2 separate regions of the Mus musculus genome follow, and region 2 is linked to region 1. Evidence: chromatin loops called from intact Hi-C (ENCODE). Cell type or tissue: heart. All regions are shown on one strand. Links, peaks and the distances in the headings refer to the core of each region. The heading gives the core; the rest is flanking DNA. Region 1 holds the start of Gm51799 (a long non-coding RNA gene). Region 2 overlaps Sobp (sine oculis binding protein).

The links. Hi-C counts contacts between places; a loop is a spot of excess contacts. Peaks named below come from ENCODE experiments on the same cell type or tissue, not always from the same donor. Only the 100,000 strongest peaks of a DNase experiment are listed, where the experiment ranks them.
Region 2: it touches region 1 in a loop (2.1-fold over the local background); 5 of 42 quality-filtered maps call a loop at or near these places.

Annotation. Positions count from the first base shown.
Region 1 is chr10:43,158,904-43,167,447 of GRCm38, forward strand. It overlaps Sobp (sine oculis binding protein), which reads right to left. Exons shown (of 7, transcript NM_175407.3): 2 at 1,803-1,941. Gm51799 (a long non-coding RNA gene) reads left to right here and starts at 5,265. Exons shown (of 3, transcript XR_003949000.1): 1 at 5,265-5,361; 2 at 5,872-5,990; 3 at 6,428-8,544. In heart, for the core only: a CTCF peak has its summit at 4,377 (motif pointing left); no DNase peak of the experiment used is centred there.
Region 2 is chr10:43,038,619-43,047,162 of GRCm38, forward strand. The region is part of intron 5 of Sobp (sine oculis binding protein); the gene reads right to left. The region is part of intron 1 of Gm47815 (a long non-coding RNA gene); the gene reads left to right. Among named protein-coding and RNA genes, the nearest start is that of Gm47815, 8.0 kb to the left of the region's middle. In heart, for the core only: no CTCF peak of the experiment used is centred there; DNase peaks (open chromatin) are centred at 4,173 and 4,933; H3K4me3 peaks cover 538 bases; H3K27ac peaks cover 2,289 bases.

The sequences.
Region 1 (8,544 bases), core at 3,058-5,557:
ATTGCCTGGCACATAAGAAGAAAAAGCTCTCTCTTAAAGACTGGAAATGAAATGTTTGAACAGGTATTGTGCCGAGAGGTCTGGACACAACACAAACACAGAGCCAGCAGGCAGTGATAAGGAACAGTCAGTTGTACCCACATTTTACTGAAACTCCTTCACACATCCCTCCTCTTGTATCTATAAGCAGACTCTCATTCCAAATTTAGGTTTACTAATTCTGGAGTCACGTGGGCTCCCCACTCAGGTACTGGGCACTGCTGTTCACTAAGCGTCACCAGGGCTCTGCTCTGCCCTTCCTCTACAATCTCCGCTCTCTAGCTGGACTTTGACCTGATCATCTACCATTTATTCTGCTCTTCTTCCCCTCTGCGAGAGCATGGAGTAGAGAGAGATGGAAAACCTGACACACAGAGTGAAAACAAGACTTCCTTTTAGGACCCATCCAAACATAAGGAAGGAGGGTTCCCAAGAGAACCACGAACCCCTCATGCTATCCGACCGTAGAGACCCAGCATTGCACTGCAACAGGAGGCCCAGGCCTGACAGGGCATCAAATGGACAAAGAGCTCAGAGCCAGCAAACACTGTTTCCCTGAACTTGCAGCAGGAGCACAGAGTTAAGCTCCTCTGCCCTGGCGTGGTTTTCCCATTGCTGGAAGGAGACAGAGCGGTGTCTATTTTTGTTTTCTGTTGAGCTCTGGTGTTCTGTGGAACTCTGCTTACAGGAAAGCACAACTGGGATACATTTAAAGAAGTCCTGAAACCCTTCCACTCCCAGCCCCTCTCACCCAAGCAATGTCTACACAACACTAGGGGTCCAGGTATATAAAGTACATGCACACATCAGATACTTGCTGATGACACGTCACAAACAAATTACCTACAAAGCCAATTCCACTATAATTATACAAGCATATTTGCCCCTTATTAAATAGGAAGGCAAGTTTGTTTGTGTGTTATCGAGATGGGTGCACTTATAAAATTACACAGAGGGAAGCAGATCTCCGCTGAATATCGGACAGTGTGTGATGTAGAATAGCATCAATATTTCTCAATGCTGATCTATATTTTGACTTACAGTCAGTCCTGAGAATGCCACTACGCAGAATATACACTACAAAACAGCAGGAGTATGTTTAAAGTTATTTCATAAGTTATTGGAAATTCTGTCCTAATCCTAATCCAAAAATCCATTTACTGATTTTTTTTTCAAAACATGCAGTTCAAGTCAGCTTCTCAAATGACATTTTTAAAAAGCCAGATAGTCTACTTGCACACTGAGGAATGACATTAGAAAATATTAAGTCTTCGCTGTCCACAATTAAGCAATTACACTTCTGTAAGAGCAGAGAAGTTTGTGTGTATAATAAGAACACTGTTACTTATAACAGTCTTGAATGAAAGCTAAGGTGTTTCAGAAGGACTTTGTGGGCACTGTTCAGAACAACAACCCACACAGGGCAAAGCACTCATGTTACATGCTCAGATCTAAGACTACAGTGAAGTTGTATGATCCATCACACACACACACTGCCAGAAATGCCTTCCACGCATTACACGTTGATCTGCAACTAATCTGGGGTGGCACTGTATCTTCCCAAACTGTTTACTGTTGCCAAAGTTTGCACAACTCACACATTCGTTATTCAATATCATATGGGGTCACCGCCCACTGCATGAGGAGCTGGGGCTTAAACTAGTTGTGTTCATAACACAAGGAGACCCACAACAATTCAGTTCTGGCAGGTGGAGAAGGTCCCTTGCTCTTTGCACGAGCAAAGAGCCGTCAAACATCTTTACCTTTGAGAACAGAAATGTGTTGCCGGCTTTCTCCATCCGTAGTGTAGCTTCTGAATTCAATATCTTCACCGTCTTTTAATTCAACTTTATCATAGCCATACCAGCCAAGGAGTTCATTCATGGTGTTTTCTGCAAAGTTCTGAAAGAGAAGCATCAGCCACTACTTAGTCCTGTGATCAATAACTATTTGAAAAGAATGTACACGTTAGATTCTGTTAGCCGTATCCCATTTCATGCCGGCCCCACGTCCCCCAGAGGATTGCTCGCTTTTCAATCATGTTCAAGAGTTGTGATGCATTTAAATCACAGACTGACTCTTCCAATCGTGACAGGCCTTCAGACAGTCGAAATTTAAGGACAATAAAAAAGCACTTGTCAGTTTCATCTATGGATAGAAAGTCTTGCTTTAGTATATATTCTGCAAAGTGTAAGTTCTGCACTAGTATAAAAATATTGAAAGGAAGCATGCAAAAAAAAAAAAACCTAAGAAAGGATTTTAAAAATACAAGACCTTTTTGTAGTTCTAACTAATTTAAGTTAGAATTACTTTCTGATTCGGTGTTGTTACTTAACATGATTCTTACTGCCAATAAAACAGAATCTTAAAAAAACAAAACAAAACAAAACAAAACAAAAGAAACAAACATCAACTGTCAACCAGGATCATACCGGAAAAAAAAATGAATAGACTTTAAGGGTTCCTCTTAACTATTTTCTAAGGTATTTGTTAGCTTGATGGATACTTTGTTCTATACATTTTATTAGTGACAGATTCATTCTGTCATAAAAGTGCCAACAAAGTTGAAGGTTACTACTCAGCTGGATTTAAGATGAAAACTACTTTATGAACTATAAACTAATATGTGAATGTAAGGTGGTTGTCACTGTTGCTGAAGATATCAAAGTTTGAAAATAGTAGGTGTGGTTGACAGATTAAATACATATGCCAAGTAACTGCGTCTAGCAATTTATCCATTTTAGGTCCAGAAACAAAAATGTAAAGCCTATTTGTGCTACTGACCTTCGTGCTTTAGACACTATCAGGCAGGGTACCACAAATCTTTCAAACTAGGAATACCATATGTCCTTACTTCTTTGTAGCTCAGAGGGTCTCATATTCTCCTTTGAAGATGTCATTTCTGAATCCCACTGGGGTATATACTTTATACACCTAAATGAAAATCCAAAGCTAAGCCCAAGTGGCGAGACCCTCAACATGTGTCCCATGTTTCCTTAAATTCTATGACTTCAGATCTCAGAGGGGTTCCATAGAAGATAGTATAGGACCACAGAAAGAAACCTGGCCTTTCGAGCCACCCACAGGATGCTACTTTTTGTTTGTTTGCTTGTTTAGTATCCACTTAAGTTCTAAGATCCAACTGGGTCAATCTGTGATGGTTTAATATACTGGTAATTTAAAAAAAAAAATTAGCCAGATTGATTTAGTGCCACCATCCATGTGGCTAACAGCCAGCCATATCAAACTTTAGTGAGGCATTTATTCTTTCTGATGGCTGCCCGTGTCCACATTAAATAGACATTCTTCCATGAATGCGTGATGATGATATGCTTGCTATGAATAATAAGCAAAGGGACTTCAGGGACAGACACCACGGAGGACTGGGCTAAATGCTATTCCAATTCACCAAAGGAGATTACTTTAATGAGCTGTCACTGTCCCCTAACACCCAGTCCTTTCACTAACCCAGCAGTGACAGTGTCTCAGCACACAAGGCGATTCTTACCTTGCGTCAAAATCAATTCCCAACAGTGTTAAAAGCCGGGCTCGAGACATAGCACCAGTCGGCTTGCCGCTTGCCCCAGTCTCTAAGAGAACCGTGCCAACGAGACAGATGATCTGCTGCATAGCGACTCCCGGCTACTACATCTGGTTTTGTGCATCCTTCCTAGTCTAGGCTAGGAGGCTCGCAGTACCCTGCTTGATAAATGCAACTTCCCCCACTGTGTCTAAGCTCTGCAGCCACACAAAGGCCACCAGTGCATAATTCATGTGTCAACTTCCCAGCGGAGGACATAAATTTGTTTGTCTTAGTCCAGCTGCAAATCCATTCATCCCCTTCAGAACCAACCTGAGAGATAGACGCAGAATTTCTAGACACCAGATAAAAAGTGAAAACCTCAACTGGATTATTAACAATAAAAGCACATTATTTGGGCATTTTAACAAAAACAAAAAAAAATTGTTTTGTTCACATTCTCTTATAGAAACTCATCACAGAAGAGTCAATATGAATCTGATCTATTCCATGATTTTCAAGTTACTATAAATGTCAGGGAAGTGACTATAAAATGTTTCTTTTCTTGTCACTGCAAATGAAAATAAATGTGCCATGTTGTTCTGATATATTGAGCGCAGGGACAGAAACAACAGGCATATAGAAGATCAAGTGATAAGTCTCAAACTGTTTAAGGAAGGGGGAATACATTGAAAAGGAGAAACTGAACATATACAGGCATAAGAAATAGACTGTAGGGGCTAGAAAGATGGCTCAGCAGTTAGCCCTGACTGCTTTTCCAGAGGACCTTGGTTCAATTGCCAGCACCCGCAAGGTGGCTCACAACTGTCTGTAACTCCAGATCTAGGAGATCTGATGCCCTCTTCTGGCCCCTATAGGTACTGCACACATAATGAGACACACACACACACACACACACACACACACACACACACACAAATAAATACATAATAAAACTAAACCCAAAAAGAGATAGACTACAACCTCAGTCATACCCACAGTTTGTTAAGAAAGTCAAATATCCTCAAGGAGTAAACCATTTAATAGCCTAAGTTTCTATACAGAGTTTAATATGCTAGACAGCGTTATGTTGCTACATGGAAGTAAATGAAATAGACTTTTACCACTGTTGTCTAACATTCCAGATGAGGTAAACTGTGAAATGTTTATGGCCTAGGCATGATTCCAAGTTTTTCATGGAGAGAATTCCAATAACTATTGTTTCAGCTTTAAACAAACAAACAAACAAAAACAAAAACAAAACAGTGTCTCACCATGTTGCTCTGGCTGGCCTGGACCTCACTATGTAGGACAGACTAACCTCCAAGTCACAGAGATCTGCCTGCCTTTGTCACTGAGTGCTGGGATTAAAGGCACACCTTGCTTTGCATTTCAAAGTTCTTATAATATTGTTCTTTTAAAACCAATTTTCAATTTAAAAGTCCTTTCTTATGAATGTTTCTTATGTCCTTTCTTATGTTCCTTCTTGTTTATTGTTTGTTTGTTTGTTTGTTTAAAAGTAGGGATGGACAAAGGTGATAAGAGTTAAAATTCTGAATAACTGTAAATAGCAATGCTCAGTATTAAGTGGAGATAGATGTACTAAGGGGAGGGGGCGTGGAATCTGCTTCTGCCTCATACCTTCAAACAGTGTTTCTTTTGATTTCCTGAAGACCTAAGGCATGAAACCTTTAAAAGTTCCTCGAGGGCTGGAGAAATGGCTCTGGGGTTAAAAGTTCTGGTTGCTCCTCCAAAGGACCCAAGTTCAAATCCAGCATCTACATAGCAACTAGCAACCATCTGTAAGTTCAATCCCTGGGAATCAAATGCCGTCTCCTGGCTTCCAAAAGCACCAGGCACACATGTGGTACATAGTCATACATGTATGCAAAGCACCCACATACATAATATGAAAGCTCTGCAGAAGTTTCTCCTAGCTTTACAATTATATGAAATAACAGAGCTTCTACTTATGTGTAAAAACCATCAAGTTTTTGCAAAAAAAATTTTTAAAAACTCAAAATTATGGTGCTCACACAACATAAATTTTACTGAGCAATCATTATTTCAAATACTTTATCATTGTTCTCACAAGCCATCAAAATGTGCCAAAAATTGCAATATTTTGGCATCTGAATTATATTTTGCAGACTGCTTCTTGCCTTTGGAAGTGACACAAAAATCCTCTCTCATACCATGTGGTCCAATTTGGGTTTGGAAAATAGGTCACTAAAATTATAATGATAATTTCTGAGTCTTAGAGCAGTTAGCAGTGTTACCACATCCTTTAAATCTAGTGTTCCTTTCAATAGCCCTGTGTGATGCGTGTTTCGTTTCCACAATAAACTTCTGGTGAACTGAAGTGAAGTCCTCAATTGACAACAGAAGATCAGAGCATGGCAGATCATGAAACATCAGAACCAAAACAGAGGTTTTTTTTCATTCTTTTTTTCCTCTAGTCGTTTTTGAAATTTTCATACATTAGTACACCATTCCCACCCTTCATCCATCCTTGTCCAATTCTTCCAGTGTCCCCCACTCCCTCTCAAAGTTTTTGCCTCTCCTTTATTATCGTTGCATATTGAAACGTGTAAACACACATTACTGGGTTCCTTTTGCTATTGTGCATGTGTTATGTGTTCTTGGGCATGGCCTCCTGAGATGGGATACTATCAGAGGGCTTTTCCATGGAGAAGATCGCTTCCCTCCTCTCAGCAGACACTAACTGCCCGAGCATAGTGAAGACTCATGGGCGGGGCCTTGTGAGAGTTCCCCCATCCTTGCTGGCGGTCAACTGGTAGTGTCATTATGTGAGTCTTGTTTGGGTAATCACGTTGTTAACAATTAATTTTCTGATTCTTATGCCAGGCTTAATTCTACTATAGATTCAGTGGCAAGGGGCCAGCAATTCCAAAGAATTTACCTCCTGGATCAACCAAGAACTTACAACGAAATCATACCGCAGGGAGTGGGTGTTGTCAAGTGATTTCCAGCCAGGACACATCTACATCTGTCTCTGTGGACATTTTGCTTACCTTTGCAAATCATTGGCCTGGACTCCCCTAATTAGTTTGCATTATTGGAGATGGGATGTGCAAAATTGACGCTTAAAACTGAATCTTCTCGCTCTAGCACTTTCTGACATCACACATGGCTGAGTGGTTTGCACTTCTAATGGCCACCCCCATCTCTTTCTCAAGGCCTCTTGTGTCTGTGTGTGCACATGTGTATGTGGATGCACGTGCACGTGTGTATGGAGAACAGGAGGAAGTGGGAGTGCCCTCAGTGGCTTCTCCACAATATTTGTTTCAGATTTTCTCACTGGCCCTGGAGAGTACTGATTCAGTTAGATTTGGCATGCATAAAGCCTCAAGAGTCTCCCAATTATCTGTCCCTGGAGCTCTCTAGAGCTGAGGTTACAGGCATGCAGCTGCGCCTGCGTTTTCATATGGGTTCTGGGGATCTGAATTCAGGTCTTAAGACTTGTACAACAAGCACTTTACCCACTAAGACATCATTCAGCACATCTCTTTTATATATATATATGTATATATATGTATATATGTGTGTGTACATATATACATAATTATATATTACATTATATAATTATTATACATAAAACTAATATATATATATATATATATATGAACTATGTATATTCTTGTTGAATCTAAATTCCCATAATGTTCCTTTGACAGTCTTCTCATTCAACTAGAGGTCTTATACAAATGTCAAAGCTCAGGGCTAGAGATATAGTTGGTTGATCACTCACCTACCATGCACAGAGTCCCAAGTCAGGCCCCTTGCACTGCATAAGCTGGGCATTGTGGCACATGCCTGCAATCACAGCTCTGCAGAGGTAGAAGCAGGAGGATCGGGAACTCAAGGCCTAAGTCTGCTACATGAGGATTTCAAGGTCAGCCTGGGCTATGTGAGTGAGGCCTATCTCTGTTTTCTTCAAAGAAAATGATAATACTTGTGAGAACACTCATATTTCTGAGAACTCTAATTGCTACAACTTTCAGAAAAGATAATTTAACTGTGAATTAAAATCTTTAAACATTTAAATACCATTTGACTTGGCAATTTTATTTGTATCCATTAGCAACTAACCTAAGAAAAAAGGTACAAAAAGATATATGTTCAGAAATTCTTATCTCAATGCTGTTCTCTTAGGGAAAAAAAAAAAAAACCTAAGTGTCAAACAATTGGAACTTTGTTAAATAAATTTCAGTCTAATCATACAATAAAATACTATTTTGCCACTAAAATATGTGTGGTAAATACATTTTAGTAACTTAAAAAGCTATAATAAGTTTTAAAGGAAAATCCATTGCTTTTTTAAAATTGTACATCACACATGGAAAACAGCAAAAGTATATAAGATGCTGACAATTTTGTTTAGTGGGGAAATTAGAGCTTTATTTTTTTCCTATTGTTTGCCTGAGATTTATTTGATTACTTTTATTATTTGTGCTGTAGTGCATGTGTGTGTTTATACTGTGTGGGAGTATGTGTACTTATGTGTGCAGTGCCTTTAGAGGCCAGATGAGGGCATCAGATCCTCTGGAGCAAGAGTTACGGGCAGTTGTGAGCCGCCTGACATGAGTGGTTCCAACTCAAGTCGGGCCTCTGTAAGAGCAGTGTGTGCCCCTAAGAGCTAAACATCTCACCAACCCCACTCTTTGCCCATTTCTATTCCTCCTTCTGCTATCTCTGCCATGACTGTGTGCTGTTTTTATAAAAAATAAAAAGGTAATTTCAATTAAAATTAATTAACCTATAGTTTCACTCATAGGCAACCATATCAGTCATACCCACAATTTAAATGGTAATAAAAAGAAACTGTCAGTTACATTACCGAACTTCACAACATTCTGACATGTATTATCAAAAAGCAGAGCACATGAGAAGCACTTTCAAAGGAAGAGGAAACTCCCAATGCAGAACAATTCACAAGCTGGGGGAGAGGGTTCCGGGAAGAG
Region 2 (8,544 bases), core at 3,761-6,260, 120 kb before region 1:
AAATATGGCTCCAGGTGGGAGGGGGTCATTCAGAGGAGGGTTGCCCACGGAGCTCCCCCACCCCCGGCAGTAAGACAGACTGGAGGCAAGTGGGGAGAGCTAAGCTGCCCCTTTTCCTGTTCCCCAAATGGCCCTGGTTGCCTTAAGGAGGTTACCTCAGGCTTTGTCCTTCTGATTAGCTAGTGGCTTGGAAAATGCAGAATAACAAACCCTAGAAAATGCCCAAAAGCTTAAGAAGTCTATCGGAAGTACCCACCGCCTCTTCTTTAGCTTTAGTCCATTACTCCCACCCTAATTATATCCTTTGGTTTTGAGTTAAATAAATTCCTTCCTTCCTTAGTATTTACATTTTCGGATGTCTGATGACCACCAATCGGCCACCTAACCCCTCTGGCCTCACTGGTGTAGACTGTATAGTACATAAAGACAACACAGGGTCGCCCTGTGTGCCTCAGACACCCCATATTCAAGCTGGGACTTTCCTCTTTTGTTGGCATCTAAGACCTTGTGTGTAGAGGATTCCCTTTTGACCGGTCTTCCTCCTTTCCCTTCCTCCCTCTTTCTCTCCCCCTGCCTCCCTTTCTCCTTCCATCTTTCTCTCCCTCCCTCCCTCCTTCCCTCCTCCCTCCCTCCTTCCTTCCTTTCTCTCTCTCTCTCTCTCTCTCTCTCTCTCTCTCTCTCTCTCTCTCTCTCTCTCTCTCCCTCCCTCCCTCCCTCCCTCCCTCCCTCCCTTCCTTCCTCCCTTCTATTTCTCAGACAGGGTTTCATGGATCTCAGTCTGGCCTCAAATGTACTATGTAGCCTAGAATGACTCACCCCACCTCCCTGTACTGAGTACTGGGCTTACAGGCATGTGCTACCAAGCCAGGTTTATGTGGTACTAGGGGTCAAAAGCAGGGCTTGCTGCCTAAAAACAAATCTACTGGCTGGGTCACATCCCCAGCCCAGAGCAGGCTGTGAGGAGTTTTTGTTTTTGTGTTTTGAGACATGGTTTTTCTGTGTGTGGTACTTGAACTCTGTAGACCAGGCTGGCCTCAAACTCAGAGATCTGCCTGCCTCTGCCTCCCAAGTGCTGGAATTAAAGGAGTGTGCCACCATACCTGCTGGATGTGAGGTTTTAAAAAAAATTCTTGGCATAGCAACGGAAATGTTAATAGGTCGGAAACAACCATGTTTATTATCAGGAATCACCTGAAATGTTGTCCCCCTTGAGAAATACACCAGTAGATATATCTCCAAGGAGTCATTAACTAAGTATTTCTGATTCCATCATTAATGCTTCATGTTTCGTTTTGTTTTTAAGGCAGGGCATACTTTAAAAGCTAGACAGACCACTATCCAATGCCCTTTGACACTGGCTTTTCGTTCATCAAATAACACCTCAGCAATTTTTGGAGGCCCCAGCGTCCTAACGCCTTGAAGCTCATCTGGCGCTAGGGAGTCCTCCAACTTCCAGTCGGTACAGGAGCTGTTGTCAAATACTTGGCTCATCACCCAACTGAGCTACTTCTACTAATGGGAAGCTCACTACACGTGACCTATGTGTATTGTGATCTTGTCTGCAAACAGCTGACATGAGTACTGCCTTCCTGAAACCCCAACTCACAGCCTGTTCTCCACCCCAACCTCCAGGGGCATCTCCTCCTCCATAGACCTAAAATAGGTGTATGCTTCCTTGTGATTTTTATCCTGGGGTAGGAGCATCTGCAGAGGCTTCTACATCTTAAGGCATCACAACATAAGACCAAGTATGGTCTGGGACACTCATGCCTCTCTTCCACACTTAACATGAGGTGAGACAATGCAACACAACAACCTCTGACCCTGCATCTCAGGGCTCACAGAAGCTGAGTCTGCAGGAGAGTCTGCGGGCTGATTGTGGTCACTGAGAGCCTTCGCTTTCCTCCTTCTCAGTGTGAGTCTGCCTTTAAACAGGTCTTTAGCTTGGGATGACGCTCAGTAGCATTCACAAAGCTCTGGGTTTGATCCTCTGCACTAGAAAATTATTAAACTATTAAATTATTACATTTTCAGGAGTCCCAGATTAAACCTTCAGATACCCCAAAGAAGCAATATTTTAAGCCCCCAGCACGCCCCCCTATGAACTGACTTACTCAGCAACTTATATTTGAATTTAGATTCTAATCTTTGTCATTTCCTCCAGAAAAGTTATTTAATCTGCCCAAACAGAGGGAGTTACTTAAAACAGTGAGTGGTTCTCAACCTGTGGGTTACAACCTCTTTGGGGGTTTGAATGACCTTCTCACAGGGCTGTCTAAGTCCATTGGAAAACACAGATGTTTACATTACAGTTCATAACAATAACAAAAATATAGTCATAAAGTAGTAACAAAAATAATTTTATGGTTGGGGGTCACAACACTTTAATACAGGATCTGTATTAAAGGGTCGCAGCATTAGGAAGGTTGAGAACCACTGACTTAAAAGAAGCTAATTCATCTTAGACATTTAAAAGCATCAGTCATCTATTTTAGCCATATGTTCAAAACTTCTAGAAAATATGTTTTTTAATCCCCAGGACCTCTACAGTTCTGAGGAATTAGTCCTGGCTCTCTAGATAAGAGTCCTGTGGGAGTCAGAGCTTGGGTCCGGCAAGCCTGGTCAAAACAATCAGATTAGGACTTTTTTTTGTTTTGTTTTTGTTTTGAGGCAGGGACTCACTATGTAGCCCTGGCTAGCCGCGAACTCACTATGTAAGGTAGACCAGGCTGGCCTCAAACTCACTGAGATCCACCTGCCTCCCTCCTAGGATTATGTATTCTCTAATCAGTATCTTTATGCTATCACCATGGGATATTTTGAGGCACCACTCTTGAAATAAAGTCTAAATAAGACCTCGAAGTTAGGTCTCTCCTATTCTGAGAGGCTTTTTCCCCCTGCAGATTCTCTGAGAACCTCCTAGAAATTGCAACGGTTGCTTCCAGTAACCACATTGTATACAAGTGGCCCTAACCCTGACCCTAGCTGGGACAGAGGAGCCACAGCAGCATAGAGTACAGCTCTGGGCCAAGGCCCTCCATGACAGAGTATGCCCCAGTCCCCTAGAGAGCATGTTACACTGCAGAATGCTGCTCTCTGCCTGCAGTGTGTGATTAACCCCTGCTTGGAATAGCCAAAAGGTGGAAACAACCCAAGTGTCCATCAGTAGCTAACAGGGAAGATGTGGTATGTCCATTCAGTGAATATTATTCAGTCATAAAAAGGGCCAGAATGCTCGTTTGTGCCATAATATAGTTGAATGTTGAAAATATACCAGTGTGAACTAAGTACAGAGGAGTACACATGATCTCACTTGTATGAAATATCTTGAAGACTCAGGCAACTTCCTAGAGTAAACAGAAGTTATCAGGGGCTGAAGGCTTGGGGAGAAATGTGGTTTTGCTTACTGATTGTTTAGGGTGATGACAGAATTTTGGCAACAGAGACTGACGATGGTCCCACTATACTGAGATGCCATCAGACTGCATGCTTAAAATGGCAAATACTACGCCACATACATTTAGCATACTTAACCCCAAATCCCCTAGCCCTACCTCCAAGTCTCCTAGCCCTGTCTCCTAAATATGGATGGGCCCACAACGCTGGTGACTCTGGAGCTGACATTTTAATTTCTTGCTCTTTACTCAAAAAAAGAGGGAGGCTAGACAAACCCTCTCTGCGCTCTCTCTCTCTCTCTCTCTCTCTCTCTCTCTCTCCTTCCCTCCCTCCCTCCCTCCCTCCCTCCCTCTCTCTCTCTCTCTCTGTCTCTCCCTCTCTCTCTGTTTTGCTGGCTGTCTGGAAAAGTCCAAGCTTTTGTGCCTGTGGACCAATGTTAACACAGGCTGGAAATTAAAAAAAAAAAAAAAAAAAACCAGCCCTATCTGTCATTTTGCATCTGTGCCAACCAGAGGCTGCTGGCCCGACCCTGTGTGTCTCCCTTTTGTGGCTCGCTCAGTTCTAAGCCACTCTGCTAGATATCAGGAGCACTAGTAACTGACCACTAAACTACCAGAGCAGGACAGAAGCAGATTCCACTCAGAACGGGCAATGGGGGAGTGGAGAGGCTTGTCACTCAGGCCTTGTCCTCAGTGTCCCCAGCCCACTCCAAACCCACATTACCAGTGTTAATTTTTACCAGGACTTGAAGTCATGCTCGATACATAAAGTTTCAAGAGGATGTGTGTGCCAAGCCTCTAGACAGTGGCTTGTGAGACACCTGTGCACAGCCCAGAGGACATAAGGCAGATGTTTCATCCAGGGTCTGCCAAACTGCTCCAGATCTCATGTTTCGGGGATCCTCTTTTTTGATGTAACTTGGGTTCACCTCAAGTTCACTGGCTTTCCCAATGGTATTACTTAACTTCTTCAAATTTAATATATTTTTATTCATGCTTACTTGAGTGTTGTATTTCTATGCGTGCACGCTTAATTGAGCAGAGTGGGCTGAACAAGCTGAGTTTCCTGCAGAGGGAACACGGCACAGCTTTTCCACTCACCACCGCAGCTCAGCATCCTGACCTCAGCGGCTGACGTATAAATATTCATGATGATACAGGTGAACACAGTGCTGGCTGGCTGACCATCTCATGGAGCTGCTGCTCCTTCCCCTGGGCCTAGAGAAGGCCATCATTTTTATTCAGCCAGCAGACAGCACTGTGGTTTTTTTGTTTTTTTTCCTTCCTCCACGACTTGCTGGGCTGTCATGTTTAAATATGAAAATGTTGCTTATAGCCAAATGTTAGTGACAGCAGCCTGTGGCGTCTATCATGGTTTGCACTCTTACTCTTACTAAAAATAGCCTTGCTCTCTGGATTTCTTCAAGCTCCACATCTGCAGGAAGTTTCTGTTGCCATTGCTGGCCTTTTCCTTTCTTCCCTGAAGATTGCTGTTCTTTGGCTCTGCCAGGATCCTCTCCCTCTCCCCTTCCCTGGGAAATGAATGGCCAATAAACATCCCAGGCTCAGATGTTTTAACAAAGGCCTCACGGGTGTTCCCCATTATTCCCCCTGCCTTGCTTCAGAAGTCTTTAGAACAGAGGGAGGTGGGCAGCAGCAGGAGGCAGAGCCGTTTGACCTTCAGAAGTAAAGCCAGAAGGCTGACAGCACAGCCTGGGCAGGCCGAGAAGCAAACAGGGAGGGCAGGCTTCTGGGACCCTCCATGTAGTGATTCCAAGCACACAGCTGCTCCCACCAGCGGTCTGGAATCACAGTCTACCAATGGGAACCTAAGTAATAATGAATTCATTTAAAAGCTTCCAGGGGGACAAATGGTTAATTCCTTTCAAGGCAAGTATTCAAAATTGCTTTTTATTAATTCTCTCTCCAGCCTAGTGTGTGTGTGTTTGTGTGTGTGTGTGTGTGTGTGTGTGTGTGTGTGTGTGTGTGTACATGCACATGCATGTATGGGGGTGGGGGGAACACTATGGCGGAACCAGTCAGAAGATGGTGTTTGGAACAAGATTTGGGCCTTTAGCAGAGTGAGTTCCAGGACAGCCAGGGCTACACAGAAAAACCCTGTCTCGAAAAATAAAATAAAATAAAATAAATAAATAAACATGTGGGCCTTTAGATATTCTCAGCCCTCTGTAACATTGTCAGAAAGCACTCAGTGAGCCCTTCTGCCCTCCACTTCAGGTCTCTGACTCAGCTACTCAGTGGCAGGTGAGAGACCCTGGGATGTTACATTGTAACCCTATGAAATCTGCTAAAGCCTTCTGAGAAGCCATGCACAAGCTCACAGATTTAAGACTGCATTTTTTTAGTCCTGCCTCCCCTCCACACACTCCCTGATATCTCTGGGGGCCAGTTCCCTCCCAAGTATCCTCCACTGCAGGATCCAGCAAAGATTCCTCTTACAGAAGACACTCCAGAGGGGGTTCCAGAAAAGAACAAGAGTCCAGCTCTGCAGACCCGTGTGGACTGTCCCAGTCAGAGAGCCCCGGGATAGCTCCACTCCTCTGCCGTGAGGAGTGACCATCTTGCCCCTAATACCTGACAGCTGGACAAGAGTCTGATGGAGTAGCTTTGCTCAAGTGTTATCATTGGTTCCCATGGAGCTCAAAAGCTTTGTGACTGTAACAGCCATCTCCATTTGGGAGAGGGGATGTGACTGAAAAGAGGTGACTATGAATATGGTGAGCCGTTTGGATCCCAGCTTGGCTTTATGGTAACTGGACATTTTGTACTTAGAGTGAGGCTTGGGGTTCCATGCAGAACTAAGATGGGGCTGGAAATGAGTTAAAAGTGCAACATGACAGCTGAGACCCATCATGTGTCAGCTATGGCTTGTAGGAGCGTCTCCCAAATGTCCATCATTCAGGGAAATTGCCAGGGTGCTGCTACTGGGAGATGGTGAAACCTTAGGAGCTAGGACCCTATGAGAGACTCTGAGGTCACTGGGAAGCCTTTAAAGGGGACAGTGTGACCCTGTCTCTCCCTCTTCTAGTCCTTTCTGGTTCCTGGAGAAATGTGAACCATTATTGCTCCAGCATAGCCCAGAGCATGGAGCCATTTGACTGTGGACTAGAACCTCCTACACTTTAAGGCAAAACAAACCCTCTTTCTCTTTAAAGCGACTATGTCAGGTGTTTGGTTCTAGTAATGGAAAGCTGATATAGTAACTCTTCAAGGTCTTGACCCACTGCCCAGTCGTCCTTAATGCTTCTGATCTGGTTTAGTCCTTCCCTGCGGCCAGTGATGATGTGAGGTCATGCTCAGCTTCCTCTAGCTATAGGTCTCCTGAGAACCTCTGTTTCCTTCCTTCCTTCCGAGGACACCTATGCCAAGACCATCAGACTTCCCTGATTTATAAGGGCTGGCAATATAAAAGGTAACCTTGTTTAACAGCTAGTACAGACCTTAATGGAGGGAGTTTTGAAGATGGACTATGGTACACAAAGTAGCAAAGATGGCTACTTTAAGATAAGAGTATTGGAATGCCAATTTGCAGTTCTTATCAATCATGTGTTTGGGGGAATTCATAATGCACATATGAACATATCAGTACAGTTGTACATGTTTAAGCTTATAAATAAAAACATATGAGGGTATGCTTGATTTTTAACTTGAGATTATATAATCAAAAACCTACTGAAATTGCAGTTCTGTGAGAGACACATCGGACCTTACTAGAGAATCTTAGGAAACATAATCAAGAAAAATGTCCACTATTAGAGTGAGTCACTGAGCACCACATAGTGTTTACAAGGCTTTAGATTCCAGAGAAAGCACAAAATCAAAAGACAGCTATTACATTTACAGTCCTATATCCCAGCAGAAGACTGAAGAGTCGTGGCTCAAATGTAAAACGTCCCTCACAGGTTACCCAGCTGATGGTTTTGGAAGCTTATGGAATCTTGAGGAGATGGGACCTTCCTAGAGAAAATGGAGCCAACCCTGGGGTCTGGCCTTGACATTCACAGCCTGATGCACTTCCTGTCTACTACTTGCTTCCTATTTCACCAAGATGTGGGAGGGTAAATCTTCCTAGGTACATTCCTGTTACTATGGAGCCTCCTTCCACCATTACATGCCCCCCTCCTGCCCCTGACCATAGATTGAACCTTTAAATTGTGAGCCTGGAATAAACCCTGCCTTTCTTAAGGTGACTTTGACAGGTATTTGTCAGAGCATCTAGAAGCAGTTCCTATGTGACTTTTGGGGAGAAGGGACTGCTGGGTAATGTATACTCCCAAGGGTTTGTTTTCAGTAGTGGTGAATGGGCTAATGGGCATCCTGACAGCAAGTCTAACAGACTCACTCACTGCTCCTCTCCAAGCCCACATGGTTTTCTTCTTCCTTGGAAACTCTCTTTGACACCACTGCGACTTCTGCTGTGACATAGGGTTTGTCCTATCTGTACTCCCAAAGATGGTACGCAAAGAAAATCCTGGAGAACAAACTCCAGAAAGATGCCCATTGCTAAAGCAAGTCACCGGATTACCACATACTGTGTATGGTCCTGGCTCTAGATTCCAGAGTCAGAAGTGGGCTCCTGAGATAGCTCAATGGGCAAAGATGGGGATCTGATGTCATTTCCTGAACCAACATGGTAAAAAGAGAGAACCAATGCCTACAATTGGTCCTCTGACGCCTTCATGCCATGGCATGTACATGCGTGCACGCGCGCGCGCGCACACACACACACACACACACACAATGCACAAATACATACACATGCACACACACATGCACTCACACATGCACACACACAATGCACAAATACTTACACATGCACACAAGTAAAGAATATATAGCTTAAAAACTTTAACTTAACTTCAAAAAATGTCTGTTGTGGATACTCTCCTTTGTTAGTCCCCTGAAGTATTTCTTCCTAAAGATGTTTCTTAAACATTTTTCAGAGGAAAAAATGACATTTTAATACACAGCTAGGGCAGATGTGATATCAGGTGTCATATCAAGAGATATGACATCTTCCCAAGAAAGGACCAAAACTCCACTTCCACATGAACTATACAACTAACACCTTCATTTTCCTCTGCATGGGACTCTGGTCCATTGTCACCACAAGAGAAGAATGGACACT